Regions from separate parts of the Homo sapiens genome. Here region 2 is linked to region 1. The links are chromatin loops, found by intact Hi-C in ENCODE. Cell type or tissue: PC-9. All regions are shown on one strand. Links, peaks and the distances in the headings refer to the core of each region. The heading gives the core; the rest is flanking DNA.

Region 1 (11,219 bases), core at 1,764-9,763:
CTTCACCATCATAATGATAATAATCAAAATAATAGTCCTTTCTCCTTAACCCTGTGAGATGAGGATCTGTCTCCTTGAAGCTCTGATAATAGGTCACTGTGTCTGTTTAATCATGTGACTCATCATTTAACCCAGCATTCTTGAGAGCTGGGACTCCACCCTATGGTCTCCTCTGTACCCACCCCCAGAGTACACTAGTTTATCCTCCACCAAACACATATACGCAAAACTTTTCTCCCTTTCTTATTTTTACATTTTATTTTTTAGATTAGTAAAAACTAATATGTATTGAATATTGAATAGTGATAGGCACACTTCAATCCTTACAGCAACCCCATGTGACAGATATTTCTATTCTCCCCTTCTTATGCCAAGTCCAGAGAGGTCAAGTGAATTGGTCGGAGTCACATAGCAAGGATGTCCCAGTGTCAGAATTCAAGCCTGGTTCTGGAGATCGGACTCCACTCCTGCCCTGCACTGTCTCTGCATAGTGAGCCATTTTCAGATTTTGCAGTGTCAACCTACAGGCAAAAAACGGAGACAAAATAAATATAAGTAGAGAGTTTATTCTGACCAAAATTTCAGGGCTGCAGCCCAAGAGCACAGATTCAAGTTACCCTGAATCCATGTTCCTATTGGCAGCAGTTACAAGTGGGTTTTCAAAGGAAAAAGAAGAGGCAGTTTTTAAGTTGTTTACCAATATTTTATATTAAAATACTGTAAGCTATCGATCAGCTAAACATTGTTCTTTGTATCATAAATTACAGGAACCTGAAGACAATGGATGAGGCAGCTAGTGAGGAGTAAAATGCCTTTAAACAGTTGCCCCCAGGAATGGGGAGGGGAGAAAACGGTGCCTGAAGCCCCATACTCCTGGGCTTGATACATTTTGCACACCTCGCGTAGCTCAAACTTCTCTGAGCTATTTTTCTTCTCAACAGAAGCTTAGGAGACACTCACAAAACACTGCCTGGCTCCACCCTAGACAGGACAGGAGGCCCCCAGGGACAGACCCTGTGGTGATGATGACCCATGGGGAGCTCCTGCAGAAGGGTTCACTCCTCCCTTTGTCCTGTTCGACTCTAGAGAATCCTGACCTTGGGCCAGATCTCGGGTGCCCAGAGCTTTTCTCCAGATGGGACCCACCTGACGGGAACGGAGTTTCTTGGAGGCTGGAGCTGGAGGCCCAGCCAGATCAGGCTGATGAGCCCTGGGACCCACTGGGGAGACCTTACTGCCACAGAGGCGAGAGGACCCTTTCCCTGTGGACCCTAGGGAGCCTGTTGTTAGTGGACCACAGGCAAGTCTGTCACTGTCTCAGCCTTTTCTCAGGCTGCTGGCTGACCAGGGGGACCAGGAAAGGCTGAGAGAGCAAAGATCTTGTACCAGGCTGGGGCTGGCAAAGAGGGAGGACCATACACTAGAAGTTACCAATGGCACGCTCATTGTCTGCTAGGGCCTGGCTGCCAGGCAGGAGCCTGGGCAGAGGTGTGCAACCTGGCTCCCTTCAGCAGTGCGTCTGTCAGCCCAGTACAGTGTCGGGTTTGCTTATGAAGTGACCAAATTCTTTGATTCCTTTCTTTGTAGGGGGTGCCACATGCCAGAGGAGGGCTGAAGGCTGTTCTGAGCCTGCCCTGTGCCTCATATCAGCTCTGTTGGTACAGGACCAGATCTGGTGCTGGACCCAGGCTGTGGCCTGGCCTCAGCCAACCCTCTGCGATGCCCCGACAGGGTCGATCCTCTTCGTCTCAGCTTTCAGGACAACACATTAACTGCCTGTCACATTAACTGCCCTCACTGCGCAACCTGCAGACCCTGGGACTGTGGAGGGGCCCCAGACAGTGATAACAATGGCCTCCTTGTATTTAATATGGGCCAGGCCCTGTGGAAACACTATCACGTTTTGTCTCATTGAATTTTCAAAACAACCCTAGTATTATTATTTTATAAAGAAGGAAAGCAAGGCTCAGAGAGGCTGTCACATACCCAAGGTTAAATCTATGAGGTCCTGAAGCCCGGATTGAAATCAAGTTACATGAACTCCAGGGTCTATATAAACAGACTGTAGAGTCCAAACCACACAGGACTGGGCTCTGGGGACCCTGGTATCCTCACCCTGGGGAAGCTGGAAGGGATACTCTTGCAGCCCAGGCTGAGGACTGTCCCACAGGGGCTAAGCACAGGCTGCCTGTCCTCCCACTGTCTCCTGGGCCAGGAGTAGGGGAGCTACCTCCATCCTGGGTCCCCCAAATCCATTTTTCATGGCAGGAGTTTCTGGATTCCTAGCATTACCCTCTCCCCCAAAGCACAGGGGTCCACCTGAGCTCAGGGCACTGCAGCGTCCTTCCATTGGCTGCTGCTTCCATCATCTCCCCCTACAACCTCCCCCACCTCACAGCCTGCCTGTGCTTTCACGTGGAGCCTCCTTGAAGGCCCAGGCCTTCCCTCTCACGCGGAGGGCGCAGCACAAGGACTTCTCAAAATCAAGAGTGGGAGGGAATACATTTCGAGCTCTGCCACTTCTGTTGTGAACTCATTATGCATATTCCCATGGAGTTTCATGATTCAGAAAGACACCACGGGCATGGTGGCTTGCGCCTGTAATCCCAACAATTTGGGAGGCCAAGGCGGGCAGTCAGTTGAGGTCAGGAGTTTGAGACCAGCCTGGCCAACATGATGAAACCCCATCTCTGCTAAAAATACAAAAATTAGCCGGGGGGGGGGGGGGGGTGGTGCACCCCTGTAATCCCAACTACTCGGGAAACTGTAGCAAGAGAATTGCTTGAACCTGGGAGGAAGAGGTTGCAGTGAGCCGAGATTGCACCATTGCACTCCAGCCTGGGTGACAGAATGAGACTCTGTCAGAAAAACAAAACAAAAGACACTGGAGACCCATGTTCAAGGGTGCTTACACATTCACGACCTGTCTGTCATAATAGTAATGCAACAAATTACCTCTTTTTCTCCCCCATGGTTGTTTATAAAGGTAGCTTATTGAAGCATAGCTTCATAGTCTAGTGCCTACTATGCAGGTGGAATAAGGGAGGAACACAATGATTTCACGTTCTGTGCTTCTGACACAGTTGCAGGTGTTTTTTATTCTCAAATTGCACACGTTCAACCTCATCCCACATAAGCTCAGGGTCATCTTTGAGGCTCGGCGCAAAGATCACATACCCTGGGCATCCTTCCTTTGTCCTAAATATTCCTCACACCCTCCTGTGGTTCTCACAGAACTTTGACCTTGTCCATTATAGCACTACTATATCACAATGCACTTGACCAGGAGCTGTTAAAAATCTACCAGCTACTCAAGCTTTTCTTAGGACTGACTCCTGAAATTTCGATGTGTCCCTCTCAGCTAGTACATGGAAGTCATCCAATATTTGCTGAATGAGTGATTGAACTATATTATGGTAAAAGTGTAGGATTTAGAAACCTGGTCCTCTTTCTCCCTGTGCTATTGATTAGCACTTGTCTTTTTAGAAAATATATTCTATTTAAAAGCCACAATAGCTATCCCAACAGCCGGGCACTCTCTGGACTGCTAAGTGCATGATATATCATGTACATAATGATATTTTGTGTGTGTGGTAGGGGGCTTGAGCCTCATTTTGCAGGGGAGAAAGCTGAGTCTTGGCAAGGTTAAACAACGTGCCCACAGCCCTTCCGTGGCTACAGACCAAACACTATGGACTGTGACTGATGGGATTCATGATACTGCATGTTCTCCCTCCCAACTTGCTTAAAGTTTAAAGTCCAGCTGGGCATTTTTGTCTTCTAGACTTCCACCCGAAGAGTTATTTCCAAGTTGCTCCCAGTGTACCATATCTGCAAACGTTTGTCTTATTTGTTCATACCACAGATTCCAGAACGGAAACAGCTTGCCATCCCAAAGACGGAGTCTCCAGAGGGCTACTATGAAGAGGCTGAGCCATATGACACATCCCTCAATGGTACATCCCAGCGGCTGGGGCTTGGGAGGGTGACTTACTGCTTCCTGCACAGATGTTGGTGCAGACTTACCTGGGGGTAACAGATACACTCATCCTGGGCTGGGTGACAGAGGGTAGTCTGGGCTGCTGTGACAGGAAAGCATGGTCCAAATTGAGAACTGGCCACAGAGCATTCAGCCTTTAGTGTGAATGGGGAGCCAAGACCCACAGCAGACCTAGCTGTCCTGCAAGGAGGAATGAGGGATGGTACACAACAAATAGATTGACTGCATCTGATGTTTTCTGTGGTTCCTGCCTGCAAGTTGTGAGATTTCAGCACAAAGGTGACAGAAGAGAGGAGTGTTGGCCAACAGGCCCAAGGCCCTGGTCAGCAATGGAAGTGGCGGTCAGGCTGAGTCTGAGCTCAGTTTCCATGTTCTTTCACTGGACTCATAGTTATGGTGCTCCCGCTGTGTCAGGGACAGGAGCCCAGTCATCCCAGCACTGACATTCCGTGAGAGAAAACAGACAACAAATAAACAGCATGTGTCGGTGGTGATAAGTGAGAGGATGGAAAACAGAACAGGAGCTGGGCTTCTGCAGGACAGGGGAGTTACTTTAGATAGGGAAGGCTTCTCTGATAGCATGACTTAAACAGATTCCTGAATGAAGTGGAGAGTGAGTCAGGCAGATACATTCAGGAAGAACTTTCCAGACAGAGAACATGGTATCTGCAAAAGCGTCAAGGCAGGAGAGCTCTGGGTGTGTCTGAGGAACAACAAGGAGGCCAGCATGGCAGGAGCAGGGGAGAATGAAAGGAGGTGGGGACGCAGATGGGGCTGCCAGCCACAGGAATGACTTTGGCCTAGTTCTGAATGAGGAAAGACTGCAAACCTCCAGAGGGTTACTTAGGGACTGACCTAACTTAGTGTATTACTCTGTGCTCATGCTGCTAATAAAGACACGCCCGAGACTAGGTAACTGATAAAGGAAAGAGGTTTAATGGACTCACAGTTCCACATGGTTGGAGAGGCCTCACAATCATGGTGGAAGACGAAGAGCAAAGACGTCTTACATGGCAGTAGCAAGAGAGAGCGTGTACAGGGAAACTCCCCTTTATAAAACCGTCAGATCTCGTGAGACTTATTCACTATCACGAGAACAGCATGGGAAAGACTCACCCCCATGATTCAATTACCTCCCACCAGGTCCCTCCCATGACACGTGAGAATTATGGGAGCTACAATTCAAGACGAGATTTGGGTGGAGACACAGCCAAACTATATCACTTAGGTATTGAAAAGATCGCCCTGGACACTGTGTGAGCGGCTCTGTAGGCAGGGCTCATGCTAACACCCTCTGTCCTTGGCTGATGGCTCTCAGCCTGAGGAAGTTGGATCAAAAGTGCTCTTGGTGTGGGGATTTGATCACACAGGAAGGCTTTGAGATTCAGAAAGAAGTGGTTGTGACCCTCGTCTCTGTGGCAGCTGGACTGTGGTCCTCCCCTTCTGTCCTCCTTCTCTTTCCTTCCTTTGTAGGTGAAAGGGCTTTCAAAGCATAAATCAATCAGCAGATATAAAAGGCTAGGGCCCCTGGGGCTGGGAATGAACTAGGCTGAGGAAGGTGTTGTTGGTTCCATAAAGAGCAGGACCAGGAATGAGATGGAACCAACCTAAGTGCCATCAACCAATGAGGGGGATAAAGAAAATGTGGTACATACACACCACAGAATACTACTCAGCCAGAAAAAGGTATAAAATAATGTTTTTTGCAGAAACTTGGATGGAGCTAGAGGCCATTATTCTAAGTGAAGTAACTCAGGATGAAAAACCAAATATCTTATGTTCTCACTTATAAGTGGGAGCTAAGCAATGAAGACCCAAAGGCATGAGTGATATAATGGACTTTGGGGACTAGCGGGGGAAGATTGGGAGTGGGGGTGAGGGATAAAAGACTACATATTCGGTACAGTGTACACCACTCGAATGACAGTGCACTATCTCAGAAATCATCATTAAAGAATGCATCCACCTGAACCCCAAAAACTATTGAAATAAAAATAAAAAGAACAGGACCAGGGATGAGATGGGACCGGTGACTGGGAGCGGGATGGGATTCCCCTGCCCTTCCTTCACACTTACCTGCCACCTCCTGCTGGGAACTCTGTGGGAAGTGAGCGCCTGTTTAGGCTGAGTCTATTCTAAGACGCTGGCTTTGTGGGCAGCCAGCACTTAGCATTGACCCACTGAGCATGCGAGGTGGTGCCAGCTCACCAGTCGGGCTGTGATTTCAGACCAAAGGCGAGGGTGCGGTGCTGCTGTCTGGATGCGCGTTGAAGGTGGAAACAGTGACTCACCGCAGTGAGCACTTCCCTGCTCCCAGGTGTGGCCGGGCCAGCAGGGGCCTGCCTGCCAGACGCACCAGGGGGCCGGTTTGTGGGTCAGACACTCCATCTCGACACAAACAAGTGGTCAGAAAGGCCAGCGCTTCTTGGTTTTGTCTCTCAACTGTGAGTTCATATTGGTCGTAGCCGGGACTAGGGGTCATCCCAAGGACAGCTTGAACTCACTGTGTGGAGTGGGTCAGGAAAGCTCCAAGATGGAGGAAAACCAGCTGCGAGGTGGGAGGGAACATAGCCCTGCCTGTCCTGCCAAGGAGAGGCCTGGGGATGACTTGGGGAGAAGCAGTCATGGTCAGCACAGAGGGAGGCCTTCACCTGCCTTACAAGCTGGCCTGACCTCAGGTCCTGCCTGGTCAAACAGTGTGACATGCAGGTTGTGACTGGAGGAATAGGCGTGGGGCCCCAGCCCCTTGCTATAGTTGGCGGCCATAGCGATTTGCTGACTTCTTGCAAAAGGCCAGTTGCTTGGATTCTTGACCTGCTCTATCAGCCCTATCCCCACACCGCTCCCCTGGGTCATGTCCCTCTCTCTGAGCACATGTGTAATAAGTGCCCTGCTGGCCTGTGCTAGGGATATCGGGGTCTGCCCTGCTTGCCAGAGATACCAGGTTCTTCACTGATGGTGTCTCACCCTGGGGTACTGCTAGCAGCTGTAACAAATAACCCAGCAGCTCCTGTTTATAGTAACACAATGCAAACCTGTTTCTCACTCGGGTATTTCAGTGTGGGGCATTACTCATCCTCATGTAGATTAGGTGCCCGGGCTCCTTCCATGTTTGTCTCGGCCACCCTCGAGGGACGCAAAATCCTCTGCAAAGAGAGAGCAGAGAACCCCTATCTGCTTCTTAACAGCACCAGCCGGAAGTCACGCACATCACTTCTGCCCACAGTCCCTTGGTGACAAGTAGTCACATGGTCATCTCTGGATGTGAAGGGGTCTGGATCTAGGAAATGATGTCCTTGGCTTAGCAGTGGCCTCACCCAACAGCCTACACCTCTGATGGGCAAGCACTAACCTCTGGTGGACTGGCAGCCGAGTTGCCACATCTGGGTCTCTCTCTTTGTGTCTCTGCACTTGGGCGTGCTCCTCTCTTCATTCTGTCTCTCTTCTCTTCCCTCTGTCTGTGCTCCTGGATGTTATGCAGGTCACTCTGGCGGATTTCTCCCCACTGGAGTCCCCAGATGGGTGCAGGTGCCCGAAGGAGTCATTTATGCCACGATCACCTTGGGTACTGCTTACTCCCCGAGCTGGAATGCCAGTGATTCTTGCCTGCTGCCTGTCTCTCAAAGATGTGTGCATGTCCCGAGGGTGGCCACTGTCTTCTTCCTGTCCTCGTGCATGAGTCTTGCACTTGCATGCCACGTGCGATCTTCCAGAGGAGCAACCTACTTGGCTTTCCACAGCCCCCACCCCCCACCCATGTGGTATCAAAACACATGGCTAAAAGACCCACAGTGTGCATGGCTGTTCTGCCCTCAGTTCCACAGGACACAGTGAGGTAGAGTCTACCTAGGGATGGCAGATGGGGATGGCATTATCTCAGCATCCTGCCTCTCATTCCTGTTCACCCTGCCCCTCCTAGAAGCCAAGTATCTGTTTTAAGAATATCATACTGTTTTTGTTTTGTTTTGTTTTTGGGACAGAGTCTGGCTCTGTCACCCAGGCTGAAGTGCAGTGGCATGATCTTGGCTCACTGCAACCTTCACCTCCCAGGTTCAAGGGATTCTCCTGTCTCCGCCTCCCAAGTAGCTGGGATTACAGGCACGCATCACCATGACCGGCTAATTTTTGTATCTTTAGTAGAAACGGGGTTTTGTCATATTGGCCAGACTGGTTTGAAACTCCTGGCCTCAAGTGATCTGCCCTCCTCAGCCTTCCAAAGTACTGGAATTACAGGCATGAGCCACCATGCCTGGCCAAGAATATGCAATGTTTGTGGTGTGCTGTGATCCCTTTTAGGGGTAAAAACAATTATTAATATATTTGCTCTAAATTTCCTCCAAGATACTCCAGGAGTATGATTTGTTGTTCTTTTTTTTTTCTTTTTTTTAGACAGAGTCTCACCCTGCCGCCAGGCTGGAGTGCAGTGGCGCGATCTCAGCTCACCGCAATCTCCACTTCCTGGTTCAAATGATTCTCCTGCCTCAGCCTCCTGAGTAGCTGGGATTATAGGCGTCCATCACCATGCCCGGCTAATTTTTTTTTGTATTTTTAGAAAAGACAGGGTTTCACCATGTTGGCCAGGCTGGTCTCAAACTCCTGACCTCAAGTGATCCACCCGCCTTGGCCTCCCAAATTGCTGGGATTACAGGTGTGAGCCACCATGCCCAGCCTCTTTTTTTTCTCAATGTTTTTTCTTTCATACCTAGTCCTGTTGATGATTTGCCGTTCTTAGTTTCCTAATACCCCCATGGAGGAGGATGGGCAGATGTTAGAATTCTTCATGAAACATGTGGGGCAACCCCAGAAGCACAGAACAGTGGAGACTTACCCAAATTCTTCACAGTAAACTCTGTAGCCTCCTCCATTAATTTTTGTTACTGAAGGAAGTATCCCAATGACAGTATATCATTTTTTAAATGTCGCTTATTATACAGATAATGCAATACTGGCAATAAGGAAAAACATTTTTAAATCACCCTGATCCTACTACCCATCAAATCAACTATTTTGAGCTTTTTCTATGTTGCTTGCAGTGCTGATCTGTTTGCATGTATAGTTCTAACTGTGCTTTCTCCCTTATCATACCTTAGGGAGTTTATCCAGCTGCACACTAGTTTTCAGAGTTTTAAATGATTACAGTTGCATGGACATGACTAAGTGGGTAAAATCATGCTTTACTTACCCAGTCCCCTTCTGCTGACTGCTAAACAGCATTTGAATGAATATCCTAATGCATGTAACATTCTTTCCCACTCCCGCCCTTTTTTTTGAGACTGTCTCACTCTGTTGCGCAGGCTGGAGTGCCAGTGGCACGATCTCAGTTCATTGTAACCTTCGCCTCCTGGGCTCAAGCCATCCTCCCACCTCAGCCTCCCAAGTAGCTGGGACTACAGGTGCATACCACCATGCCCAGCTAATTTTTGTATTTTTTTTAGAGATGGGGTTCTGCCATGCTGCCCAGGCTGGTCTTGAACTCCTGAGCTCAAGTGATCCACCTGCCTTGGCCTCCCAGAATGCCAGAATTACAGGTGTGAGCCACCACGCCTGGCCCCTTCTCTTTTTAAAAAACTAGTTTCCTAGGATAAAATACCAGGACTGGGATTATTGGATCAAAGAGTATGGGTGTTTTTTATGGCTCTTGAAACAGGCTGCCAGACTGCTTTCTGAGAAGCCTGTGTTAATTTACGTTGTCACCTATAACGTAAGAGTTCAGGGTTCCATCCTGGGTAATACTGCTATTTTCAGTCTTATTTAATAGGTATAAATTATACACTTTTATATTAAGCCATTAAGAGAAGTAGTGTCACATGGCTTTTAAAGAAAATTGATACTAAAATGTTTAAAATGTTGTTTTTAGAAATATTAAAACACATTTTCACTGGCACTGTTGCTAGAATAACTATTGCAGAGGCCTCATCCCATTTTTCTATATTCTGTTTCAAATGTGCTTCTTAGTAAAATCAAACGTGCTTCTTAGTAAAATCGACAACATTTTATCTAGCTATACAGATAGGAGAAAGGGCTTCTGGATTCTTCTGCCAAGACTTACGGGTCTATGGGCTGGTCCTCTTCTGAAGGGTGTCATGGGAATGAAGGCAGAGTGTCATTCAGCCTGACTCAAGGGGACAGAACAAGGACTGCCATGCGGAAGTCAGGGAAATAGATGCTGAGTCCATTTCCTAACTGACAGGGCTGCCGGGAATGGGAGTATCCAGGGATCAGGAGATAGTGAGCCCTCCGTGGGAAATTTGGGCAGAGCATCAAGGTTATGATAGACAGGATTCCTGTGCCAGGGGTTGGACTGAAATCCTGAGGTTCCCTTTCCTCCATGTCCTGCTTTTCAGGGATAGATGGATGGATGAATAGAGAGAGAGATAGATCAATCAATCGATGGACAGATGAACTGATTGATTTTTCTTCACATGGTTTTTGTTTTGTCCTTGAATAGAGCAGTAGGACTTGGGAACAGAATAGCTCTTGCAGGGTGGTGGGGGCAGAAACTAGAAACTGAGGCAGTTGGGGTATGCGTAGAATCGTGCATGATTTGTGCTCTGATGAGTTTTAGGATTCTTTCAAAACAAAAGAGGAAGGGTTTAAGTTAGACACTAGTAAAAGGAGCTACATTTGTGCCAGGAGGTATTAGGCAGGGAGGGAGAGCAAGCAGTGTCTGTGGAGGGTATGAGTGGAGGTTTGAAGAAGGGCTATGACTGGGAGAGGGTATTTGGGAGTAAGAAGGTGGCCCCTTTCCCCAGAAAGTGTTTCCTGCTGTGGTTTATTTGGACTTTTATTTCTGAGGAGCCACAGCCCCTTCCCCAGATCTAGGACTGAGCCAGGCCCAGCCAGGCCAGCGGCCATCAGAGGCCTGCCTCACATACAGCTCAGGTGGAGCACGGATGGCGTTCTCTTCCTCCTGAGCCCTTGGAATGCCAGAGGCCAGGCCTGGGAGAACCTGGCAACATCCCACCCCACGCCTTTCATCTTTCATTTGAGGAATTAGAGGCCCCGAGTAGGAGAACTGGCCTTGTCAAGAGCAAACAGTTGGTCTGTGGGGCAGTGTCTTCTCAGGGTTTCTGTGGAGTTGGGAGTGACAGGATTTGAGGAAGAAAAGGGAGAGACTTTGGTTTTCAGTTATTTGTGTTTTGTGGCCACAGGCAGCATCCAAGAAGCCTTGCTGAGGGGTTTGGGGGCAGGAAAGCCAGCCCTGGGATCTGGCTGCTGG
Region 2 (11,219 bases), core at 1,143-9,142, 91 kb before region 1:
GGCTTAAATTAGGCTGTTTTTCCAGTGAGGATAGACTTTCTGGCCAAGTGTGGTGGCTTACACCTGTAATCCCAGCACTTTGGGAGGCTGAGGTCGGGGGATACTTTGAGCCCAGGAGTTCAAGACCAGCATGGGCAACATAGTGAGATCTCATCTTTACAAGAAGTGAACAAAATTACAGAGCATGGTGGCATGTACCTGTAGTCCCAGCTACTCAAGAGGCTGAGGCAAGAGGATCACTTGAGTTCAGGAGGTTGAGGCTGCAATGAGCTGTACGGCACCACTGCACTCCAGCCTAGGTAGCAAAGCGAGACCCCACTTCAAAAAAAAAGGAAAAGGGAAAAAGGATAGAGTTTCCTGTCTCCCTCTGGGGCTGTAAGTCCCTTAAGGGCTTCATGCAATTTATCCAACAAAGTGCCTGGTACCTTGCTCAGCGAGGTGGAGGGTGGTAGCTGAGTGGGTGGTGGATGGGAGCCGGGTGGTTGAAATGAGAGATCCAATTCCAATACTTAGCACTGAGCAGGACTCTTTTGCCTGTAGGGTGATGGCCATTGGAACAATTGGTAGCTCTGTTTTATCTGCCACGGGAGTCCTGTTTCCTATGACATTATCACAATGGTGGGAAGAGTTCCTCATTTTCAGCCACCTTAATCATTATTGCAACTAATATCAGTTGTGAACTTACACACAGACACTGAGCTAAACTTTTTCCATGGATTGTCTCACGGAATCCTCACAACAGCCTCTGAGGTGAGTAGAATTTTCATTCCCATTTGACTGAGGGAGAAACTGAGGTAAAAAGTGGACGTAACTTGTCCAAGGTCCGCCAGCTAGAAAGAGATGGAGGGGAGATTCTAACCTGGACTCCAGAGCCCATATTCCTGTGTTTCTCAACCACTTTTTCATTATTTCATTATTGCCTCCCCCAGGAGTCTTCTTAGACATTTTGTCCTAATTGCTCCCCCATGAAATTTTAATGCTGCAGATAAACTATATCTGTTTATATTTTTTCTCTCTGTCTCTCTTTCTCTCTCTCTCTCTCTCTCTCTCTCTGACTCTGTGTACGTTTATATACTGTAGGTGAAATTTTTTTTTCACCCCCAAGATCCAATTTTCATCCCCTTGGGGGCACAATCACTCCTGCTGAGAATGCCTTGCTCCTTCATTCCCTCATTCCATGAATAACTTGTGGCCATTTACTATGTGCTAGACTGTACTCACAGTGAGGAGGTTGGTGTTTGGGGCCCTAGAAAGGCTGCCTTTGAGCAGGAGAACAGGACCAGGGCCCTTGGCCAGGTGCAGCAACATTTCCTATCATGGAGGCCACAGTTACCCTGGGTTCACAATCAGTACAGCGGCTGGGAATCAGGACCACAGAGTCCAGCCGTAGCTCCGCCATGACCTGCTCATTTGGCTCTTGTAAGCCATGCCATCTCTCAGCACCCCTGTTTCCAACCTTGAAGATGAGGGGTAGGAATTCAATTGGCACTTTTAAGGGAAACACAAGCTGTGTGTCTAAGGGTAGGCAGATTGGTGAGCTGCAGGTAGCACACAGGACCTATTGGAGAGGTATCTCGTGGCAGGAATACAAAGATGCGTGCCTATACCCTCCGGACTGCCTTCTGTTTCACTCCCATCTCCCACGGGGTTGCTTGGCCAGAGCCTCATCACTACCCACCTCTTTTTCTTGGATACTAATAAAATCTTGTTTCTGCAAGATTGGGACAATCTCTAAAGTAGTTTCTTCTCCTGTTCCCACCAATTACCCAGATCCATGGCTTTAGAAAAAAAGATAACTGATTTGCATTTCTCTGATGGCCAGTGATGATGAGCATTTTTTCATGTGTCTTTTGGCTGCATAAATGTCTTCTTTTGAGAAGTGTCTGTTCGTATCCTTTGCCCACTTTTTGATGGGGTTGTTTGTTTTTTTCTTGTAAATTTGTTTAAGTTCATTGTAGATTCTGGATATTAGCCCTTTGTCAGATGAGTAGGTTGTGAAAATTTTCTCCCATTTTGTAGGTTGCCTGTTCACTCTGATGGTAGTTTCTTTTGCTGTGCAGAAGCTCTTTAGTTTAATTAGATCCCATTTGTCAATTTTGGCTTTTGTTGCCATTGCTTTTGGTGTTTTAGACATGAAGTCCTTGCCCATGCCTATGTCCTGAATGGTAATGCCTAGGTTTTCTTCTAGGGTTTTTATGGTTTTAGGTCTAACGTTTAAGTCTTTAATCCATCTTGAATTAATTTTTGTATAAGGTGTAAGGAAGGGATCCAGTTTCAGCTTTCTACATATGGCTAGCCAGTTTTCCCAGCACCATTTATTAAATAGGGAATCCTTTCCCCATTGCTTGTTTTTCTCAGGTTTGTCAAAGAGCAGATAGTTGTAGATATGCGGCGTTATTTCTGAGGGCTCTGTTCTGTTCCATTGATCTATATCTCTGTTTTGGTACCAGTACCATGCTGCTTTGGTTACTGTAGCCTTGTAGTATAGTTTGAAGTCAGGTAGCGTGATGCCTCCAGCTTTGTTCTTTTGGCTTAGGACTGACTTTGCGATGCGGGCTCTTTTTTGGTTCCATATGAACTTTAAAGTAGTTTTTTCCAATTCTGTGAAGAAAGTCATTGGTAGCTTGATGGGGATGGCATTGAATCTATAAATTACCTTGGGCAGTATGGCCATTTTCACGATATTGATTCTTCCTACCCATGAGCATGGAATGTAATGAGATACCATCTCACACCAGTTAGAATGGCAATCATTAAAAAGTCAGGAAACAACAGGTGCTGGAGAGGATGTGGAGAAATAGGAACACTTTTACACTGTTGGTGGGACTGTAAACTAGTTCAACCATTGTGGAAGTCAGTGTGGTGATTCCTCAGGGATCTAGAACTAGAAATACCATTTGACCCAGCCATCCCATTACTGGGTATATACCCAAAGGACTGTAAATCATGCTGCTATAAAGACACATGCACACGTATGTTTATTGCGGCACTATTCACAATAGCAAAGACTTGGAACCAACCCAAATGTCCAACAATGATAGACTGGATTAAGAAAATGTGGCACATATACACCATGGAATACTATGCAGCCATAAAAAAGGATGAGTTCATGTCCTTTGTAGGGACATGGATGAAATTGGAAATCATCATTCTCAGTAAACTATCACAAGGACAAAAAACCAAACACTGCATATTCTCACTTATAGATGGGAATCGAACAATGAGAACACATGGACACAGGAAGGGGAACATCACATTCTGGGGACTGTTGTGGGGTGGGGGGAGGAGGGAGGGATAGCATTAGGAGGTATACCTAATGCTAAATGACGAGTTACTGGGTGCAGCACACCAGCATGGCACATGTATACATATGTAACTAACTGGCACATTGTGCACATGTACCCTAAAACTTAAAGTATAATAATAATAATAATAATAATAATAATAATAATAAATAAATAAAAGAAAAAAGATAACTGAAAATGTTACTTTATCCATCCATCCAACCATGGGAAAAGGGGTCCATAAAGAGTTCACCCAGGATCTGAGGAGCTGGAAGAGGTTGCAGCCAGGCATGTAAACCAGGAGAGAGTGGTGTTCTGAAACCCAGGAGTGAGAGAGGTGGAAGAAGCTCAGCCATGCTAAATGAAGAAGGATGCAGAAGCTGAGCTTTTCTGGTCTGATGAGGTGCCCAGGCAGCCTCAAGAGGCCTTGGGGAGCTGAGCTTGCTGGCAGCGAGGTGCTGGAGGAAGCACCCACTGCAGAGAAGTGGATGACTCAGTGTGAGCGGCCGTAGGCATGCAGCAGGTCTGCCAACCAACAAATCTATAAACCCAACCACCCGAGGTCTGCCAGCCCTGACTGGCTTCCAAGGCACCTCTGTTGAGTTCCTGTTCACATGCAGTTGTAGTCTATTTGGAGAGAGAAGACCTAGAAAAATGGTCTTTATTTTCTGTTATCAAGCAAGAAATGAATCTTGACTAAAAGTATCACAGGATTGCAAGAATCCTTTCAACTTTTCAATCCTTTCAAGAAGTTCTTGGCGCCTTGATGGAAGAGGAAGTCTTGGCTGGGTCTGGGAGGGCATTCCAGAAGGGGAAGGCATTGCTCTGCTGATAAGGAAGTGCTTCCAGGCGTGAAGCAATGATTCCTCTCCGAGCTACCCTGGTCTGGGGACTCTGAGGAATCCGTGGAGCTGCCAATTCTGGTCCAGCTGCATTTCTGCTTGAGCCTCATCTGAGAAATGAAGATCTTAGCAATCACAGGAAGAGTCAGCAAAAAAAAGAGGAAAAAAAAATCATCAAGGAAGTGAATCCAAGATCAAGACCTTGGCAAATGTCCAGGAACCAGAACAACTCAGGCAAATTTCAGCGAAGCTGTGAGACTTACTCAGGATGATGTGGGGTTAGGACTGCCCAGTGAGATAGGTCAGCAGAGCCCTGAAGAGAAGCAGAGGGACAAGGAGCCCTTGCTGGGATACTGTGTCTGGGCTCTGGGGCTGGCATCTCCCTGGGTTCCCGCATCTTGAATGTGAGGCCACAGGGTTGGGTTCAGTATTGACTCTAAGTTTCCAAACAGCTCTGAAATAGTCTACACCCATGGGCTAGAAATCATGGTAGGAAATGGGAGGCAAAGGGCCTGCAGGTGAGCCAGGGAGTATGAGATAAAGACAAGAGGGAAATGGTAGGAGACAAAGACCAATTGAGGATGTGTCTGTTCACTGAGTGACAGAACCTCTGATTTTGATGGGACGATAACTGCAGAATTGGTCCTTTTGCTTCCTCCAGACCTGACAACTGGAGAAGAAACCCTGTTGAGAATTTGAGAATCCTACCTGTTAGCTAAGAGTAGGTTAGCTAAGAGTTGGGTGTGTGATTTCAGGAGGAAAGTAAGAAAGGTGATGAGGGAGGGTCAATTCTTGATCTCTTCTGGAGGGTGAAGGATGACATATCAGAATCTGGAGGGTGGGGGAGTAGTTTGCAAAAGCATCCAGTGTGCTTTCTGGAGTGGGAGAGGAAAGAGTGAGGCTGAGCTAGCGCCCACAGAGCCTCCAGAGGAGGATACACCTTGTGCACATTGAGTAGAAACCCATCAGGCCTGCTCATCAAACATCCTAGGGACCAAGGAGGGCCCAGGACACTCAGGCCACAGAAAGGAGGCCCGGGCTCTGGATCATGAGCCCCTGAACCACAGCGTGACATGGGCAAGCACACTGGTTCTCAGAGTCACCAACCTCTGTATGAAAGCAGGGTCAGAATAGAGATGCCCTACATCTGCCACTTCCAAAACTGACTTTCTTGGGCTCTTTGATCTTCAATTATGTGGGTCCTTAGAAAGTCACCTTTTGTTTACTCTACTTCACAGGAATATAATAAGGAAATTTATAAAAACCAATGACCCCTTTAGATAAACTCAATCTTTATAGGAATATTGACCAGAATAGACTAGAGGTGTTTTTGTAAGCTGAATACTTCCTAGAGGTGTAGCTAAAAGTAATCTTACTCACCCCGGTTTGTAGGCCTGTAACACCTGGCTTATGTAGGTCACGTCTGCGGAGATGTGGAGGTGAAGCCACCGTGAGTCTGGAGAGGGGAACTGATGTGTCTTTCTTTTCTCTATTAAGTCACTGGCTATGGACTGGCACAGAGCCGAACTCAGAGGGACACCCAGGAGATCCCCCTCCTAGAGCCTCCGCACCCTCCTCCTCTCCTCACCCTCTCAGCCTTTGCTTGCTTTAAGCCAAACATTTATTGTTTCTAAAAATGCTGGAGTATTGCAAACATATTGGCTGAGAGGCTCAATCATCCTCAGTGAACACTTCCAGTTTTGAGATTCTGAGCCTCAGTTTCCTCAAATGTAAAACAATGAGAAGAGTGGACCCCAGACAGTGGTCCTCATTGCATAATATAAAAAGTTCTCATGTACCAACCACTCAGATCTAAGAAATGTTAACTTTAGGCCTCATTGACTTCAGAGTCTTGAAAAACAAATGAAGCCCACTCGACGAGTATAATTTTTTTTTAACGGAAAATAACAACTGTTGGTGAGGATGTGGAGAAATTGAAACTCTTGTACATTACAGGTAGGAATGTAAAATGGTGCAACCACTGTGGAAAACAGTTTGGTGGTTCCTCAAAAAGTTAAGCATAGAATTACCACATGACTCAGCAACTCCACTCCTAGGTATATTCCCAAAAGAACTGAAAGCAAGGACTCAAATAGATATCTGTACACTAATGTTCATAACAGTATTATTCAAAATAGCCAAAAGGTAGGAGCAACCCAAGTGTCCATTGACAAGTAAGGGATAAATAAAATGTGGTATATACATACAATGGAATATTATTCATCCCTGAAAGAATGAAATTCTGATATATGCCACAACATGGATGAACCTTGAAGACATGCTAAGTGAAACAAGACAGACACAAAAGGACAAATACTGTATAATTCCACTTATATAAGGTGCCGAGAATATCAAATTCATAGAGATAGAAAGTAGAATAGTAGTTTCCAGGGGCTAGGGAGAAGGAGAATGGGGAGTTACTGTTTAATGGGGTACAGTTTCGGTTTGGGGTGATGAAAAAGTTCTGGAGATGAATAGTGGTGATAGCTGCACAACAATTTAAATGTATTTAATGTCACTGAACTGTACGCTAAACATTATTAAGATAGTAAATTTTATGTATATTTTACCACAATAAGGAAAAAAAATTATTTCATCCCTTCAAGGCTTTGTTCAAAGGCCACCTCCTCCATGAAGCCTTCCTCCTGCTTTATCCCACCCCATGCCCAACCAGACCTGATGTGCCCTTTAGCAATAATCTGTTTCACCAATCTGAACTAGAAAAGACATTTTGTAGTTTTTATTTTCCTTTTCACAGAAACCCCAAGAGGGATAAAAAATGGGACAATCATTCATTTCTTCATTCAACAGGCATGACTGAGTACCTACTATGTGCCAGGTGCTATATTAAACACAACAGCAGGGGATTAATGCAATACACGAGAGCACTGTGAGTAGGGGCAGATTGCCTGGAAGAGCCAGAGTGTGGGGCTGTGCTGAGAAGGGGGTGCAGGCTTCTTGGGTCGGGGGACATCCTCAGAGGAGTGGCTTTTGAGCTGGCTGTGATACAGAATGTGTAGGCATGACGCTGAGAATAGTTTCAGGAATGGCTTTTGACAATACATGATCACAAAAGAGTGCCTGGGTGAGAAGTCTGGTCAGAGACACTGCTTCAGTGGGACTGCCTTGTGCCCTGCCCACCTGTGGCCTTGGGCAAGTTACTCAAGGTCTCCATCTGTGAAATGGGGGGAAATAATATCTGCTGTCCAGATCACTGTGAGAATTAAACAGGATAAAGTCTGTAAAGCAACTGCCTTCTGGTGGGTACCCCCTCCTTCTTGTCTCAGCTGGAGAAGCCCCTGGTGTTTGAAGGAACATCTCTGCTGCTGAGAATTGGTTTAGGACAGTAGGTGATCCTGAAGCTCAGTTCTCTTCCTCTGGACACTTTCAGCCAACACACCCAGGGGGCCTAGAGCCCTCCTACCCCATCTGAGCTCAGCGGAAACACTCGCTACCTGGATTGCAGGGCAGCGTTACTCAGTCTGCTCTGAGGACTGTCTGCATTGGAATGGATCGTTTCTGATCCTGTGGTCCAGGGTGGGGTCAGTGGTAGCACCCCCAGAGGATTGAGCATGAGCTAGGAACCAGATCGTCTGATTCCTGAGGCCAAAAACCCAATGAATTTGAATCGGAATGTGAATGAACCCTGTGTGGACGTTGCAAAGCCACAAGGGGTTAAATTGCACCCAGGTTTTGGAGAGGAGGAGACAGTGCTGAGCTTCCAGAGGCCCAAGATTCCTATTGATGGTTTTAAGTGGTGGGGTTTTTTATTTTTTTCCCTTCAGTTTTGTTCTTGGAAAAGGCGGTGAATTCCCATTTTAAATTCACTCTGCATACATTTCTGATTGATTTTTGTTTTGTCTAGAGCCTCTGGGATTTGCCAAGTCTCCATCAATAAACTAGAGAGGATTTAGGGAAGAGGTAATTAAAGGGGCTGGGGCAAGAGAGGAAAGGGGGAGAGAGGACAGGCAAAATGGAGATATCGAGCTGTCCCCAGCCTGCAGGGAGGGTGCTGCGGTTACAGGAAGTGTTCAGGGAGATGGCTATCAAAGGGTTTGCCGGGGTGAAACTGTCCAGTTGGAGCCCTTCGAAAGCCTGAACTAAGGGCCATGGTAAAGTCCAGGAAATTGGAGTCAGGAAACTTCATTTTTGAGTCCTAGTTTTGAAAGAGATTCCTTTGAGACTTTGGGTGAGTCACCTAACTTCTTTGCTTCCTCATTTGTGAAACAGAGATAGCTCAATTTGCTCCTAGCCACCCTGGTGGGAGAGTCAACTCAAGCAAAACGGCTGCTGAGTGGGACCTTGTAACCTGGCCCTGCTGACCCCAATTGACAGCCAGGGCTGGGAACAGAGACTTGAGGCTTCCTTCAAAAGGAAGAGTTACACCATCAGATTCGCCCTGAGAATTTGAAAGGAAACCAGGACCCATTGCTAATAGTCTCTTGACACCGGTAGAATAGAGGGTGGATGCCAGGCCGGGCCATTTGCAATATGAGGAAAGGAAGGGAAGGAGAAAGAGAAGGCAAAAAGGCAAGACACCATCCGTCCTGCCCCACTTTCCAGTTCCAGCTTGCATGGAGGCCCGCGGAACGCTGTTCCCTCTCCTCTTATCCATGAGACGTCAGCATTCTTGCCACAGCCTCTGACTTTTCTATTTCTTGAGCCCTCCTGAGCAGGCCCACGTGGAACAGGGTGCTGATGTAAGGGGCTGAGCTCCAGGGCTCAGACCCAGTGTTCTAACTCCCCTGGGAGCACCATGGGCCTTTCACTTTCTCCCTTCAACTCCCCAACCTGCAGCCACTTCTGAGTGTGACTCTTTTCCTGCTCATTGTCTCCATCCCCACCCCCAAAGCAGCCCAGGAGAGCAGGACTTGTTTGCCCTGCTCATGCTCTGCAGTTCCTGGAGACACCTGGCACACAGCAGGCCCCACATCTGAGGGCTGCATGACGCTGTTCACCTAACCACTCAAATTGCTGGAAACTGCAGAGTCGGCCTCAGCTCTTCTCCTCCCTCACACTCTGCTCAGGCACAACTTCCAGAAGGTTGCTGCCATCAGTCCTCTCTTCCCCATTGGCTTTTCCACCACCCCATAGCTTCTCACCTGGGGGGTACAACTGCCTCCTGTGCTCCCCCTGCTCTCAGCCCCTGGGGGATCCCCGGGGCACCAACACTCTTCAGTGCTGTCTAATCACCTCAGCTCAGCACTCTAGGCCCTGGAACAGTGCTGCACCCACCTTTCCAGCCTCACTTGCTTCATTCCTGGCTTCTCCCTTTCTGCTACAGCAACAGAGCTGTTTGACCCTGAAAAGGCTCATCTCCCTGCCTCTGTTCCCACTGTCCTTTCTGCCTGGAAAGCTGCACTCACTGTACCTTTCCTGTCACCTCACTAACTCGAACTCATCCCACTCAGCCAGCTCGTCGCACTCTTCAAATTCATGGAACTCAGTGCAGCCGTTGCTGCTTCAGTGTCCTCTTGTGTGTTCCCAGAATCCCTCGTGTTTCTGTCTTATCAGAGCATCTACCTCACTGTGCTGTGTTGTTCACTGGTCTGTGTGCCCCATGAGATGGTAACAAACAGCCTGGCACTTCCTATGAGTGCCAAGAAGTTTTGTGAATATTTGGGGCTGGCAGAGTGACTCACACATATAATCCAAGCGCTATGGGAGGCCGAGGTGGAAGGATCACTTGAGCCTAGGAGTTGGAGGCCCCATCTTTATAAATAATAAATTAACAACAACAACAACAAAACTAGGCGAGTGTCATGGTATGTGCCTGTAGTCCTAGCTACCTGGGAGGCTGAGGCGGGAGGATTACTGAAGCCCAGGAGGTTTTTTTTTATTGTTGTTGGTTTGTTTGTAAACATTTTATTTCATTTTAATTTTTGATTTTATTTATTTATTTATTTTTGAGACAGGCTTGCTCTGTTGCTCAGGCTAGAGTGCAGTGGTGTGATCTCAGCTCACTGTAACCTCCAGTTCCTGGGTTCAAGCAATTCTCATGCCTCAGCCTCCCAGGTAGCTGGGATTACAGGTGTGCACCACCATGCCCGGCTAATTTTTGTATTTTTAGTAGAGACTGGGTTTCACCACGTTGGCCAGGCTGTCCCGAACTCCTGACCTCAGGTGATCTGCCCGCCTCGGCCTCCCAAAGTGCTGGGAAATACAGGCATGAGCCACCACGCCTGGCCTAAATATTTTATTTCATTTAACACAATACATTCCAGTTTTACCTTAAATATATTTTTAAAAATATTTAATTTTCTGATTATTCTTCTTTTTCTTTTTAAACTTTTATTTTAGATTCAGGGCAAATGTGCAAATTGTTATATAGGTAAATTGTGTGTCATAGGGGTTTGGTGTGGAGATTATTTAATCACACAGGTAGTAAGCATAGTGCTCAATAGGTAATTTTTCAATCCCTACTCTCCTCTCACCCTCCACCCTCAAGTAGGCTGTGGTGTCTGTTGTTCCCTTTTGTGTGTCCATGTGTACTCAGTATTTAGATCCCACTTAAAAGTGAGAACATGTGGTATTTGGTTATCCGTTCTTGCATTAGTTTGCTTATGAAAATGACCCCCAGCTCCATTCTTCCTTGCTGCAAAGGACATGGTCTTGTTCTTTTTTATGGCTGCATAGTATTCCATGGTATATATGCACCATATTTTGTTTATCCAGTCTACTGTTGATGACCATTTAGGTTGATTCCATATCTCTGCTATTATGAGTAGTGCTGCAATAAACATACATGTGCATATGTCTTTATGGTAGAACCATTTATATTCCTTTGGGTATATATCCAATAATGGGATTTCTGGGTTGAATGGTAGTTCTGTTTTAAGTTCTTTAAGAAATCACCAAACTACTTTTCACAATAGTTGAACTAATTTACATTTCCACCAGCAGTGTATAAGCATTCCATTTTCTCTGCAACCTCACCAGCATCTGTTATTTTTTGACTTTTTAATAATAGCCATTCTGACGGTATGGTATCTCATTGCAGTTTTGATTTGCATTTCTGTAATGATCAGTGTGAAGCCCACGAGTTTGAGGCTGCAGTGAACCAAGATTGTGCCACTGCACTCCAACCTAGGCA

What was found. Hi-C counts contacts between places; a loop is a spot of excess contacts. Peaks named below come from ENCODE experiments on the same cell type or tissue, not always from the same donor. Only the 100,000 strongest peaks of a DNase experiment are listed, where the experiment ranks them.
Region 2: it touches region 1 in a loop (8-fold over the local background); 12 of 110 quality-filtered maps call a loop at or near these places.

Annotation. Positions count from the first base shown.
Region 1 is chr10:114,315,908-114,327,126 of GRCh38, reverse strand. It overlaps AFAP1L2 (actin filament associated protein 1 like 2), which reads left to right. Exons shown (of 19, transcript NM_001001936.3): 5 at 3,866-3,956. It overlaps LOC105378494 (a long non-coding RNA gene), which reads right to left and starts at 6,121. Exons shown (of 3, transcript XR_946334.3): 1 at 6,077-6,121; 2 at 4,027-4,180; 3 at 236-521. RefSeq lists enhancers at 5,794-6,495, 5,906-7,105. In PC-9, for the core only: no CTCF peak of the experiment used is centred there; DNase peaks (open chromatin) are centred at 6,276 and 7,036; H3K4me3 peaks cover 389 bases; H3K27ac peaks cover 3,430 bases.
Region 2 is chr10:114,406,182-114,417,400 of GRCh38, reverse strand. No RefSeq gene overlaps it. Among named protein-coding and RNA genes, the nearest start is that of AFAP1L2, 7.3 kb to the right of the region's middle. In PC-9, for the core only: no CTCF peak of the experiment used is centred there; DNase peaks (open chromatin) are centred at 3,780, 4,200 and 8,270; H3K27ac peaks cover 3,599 bases.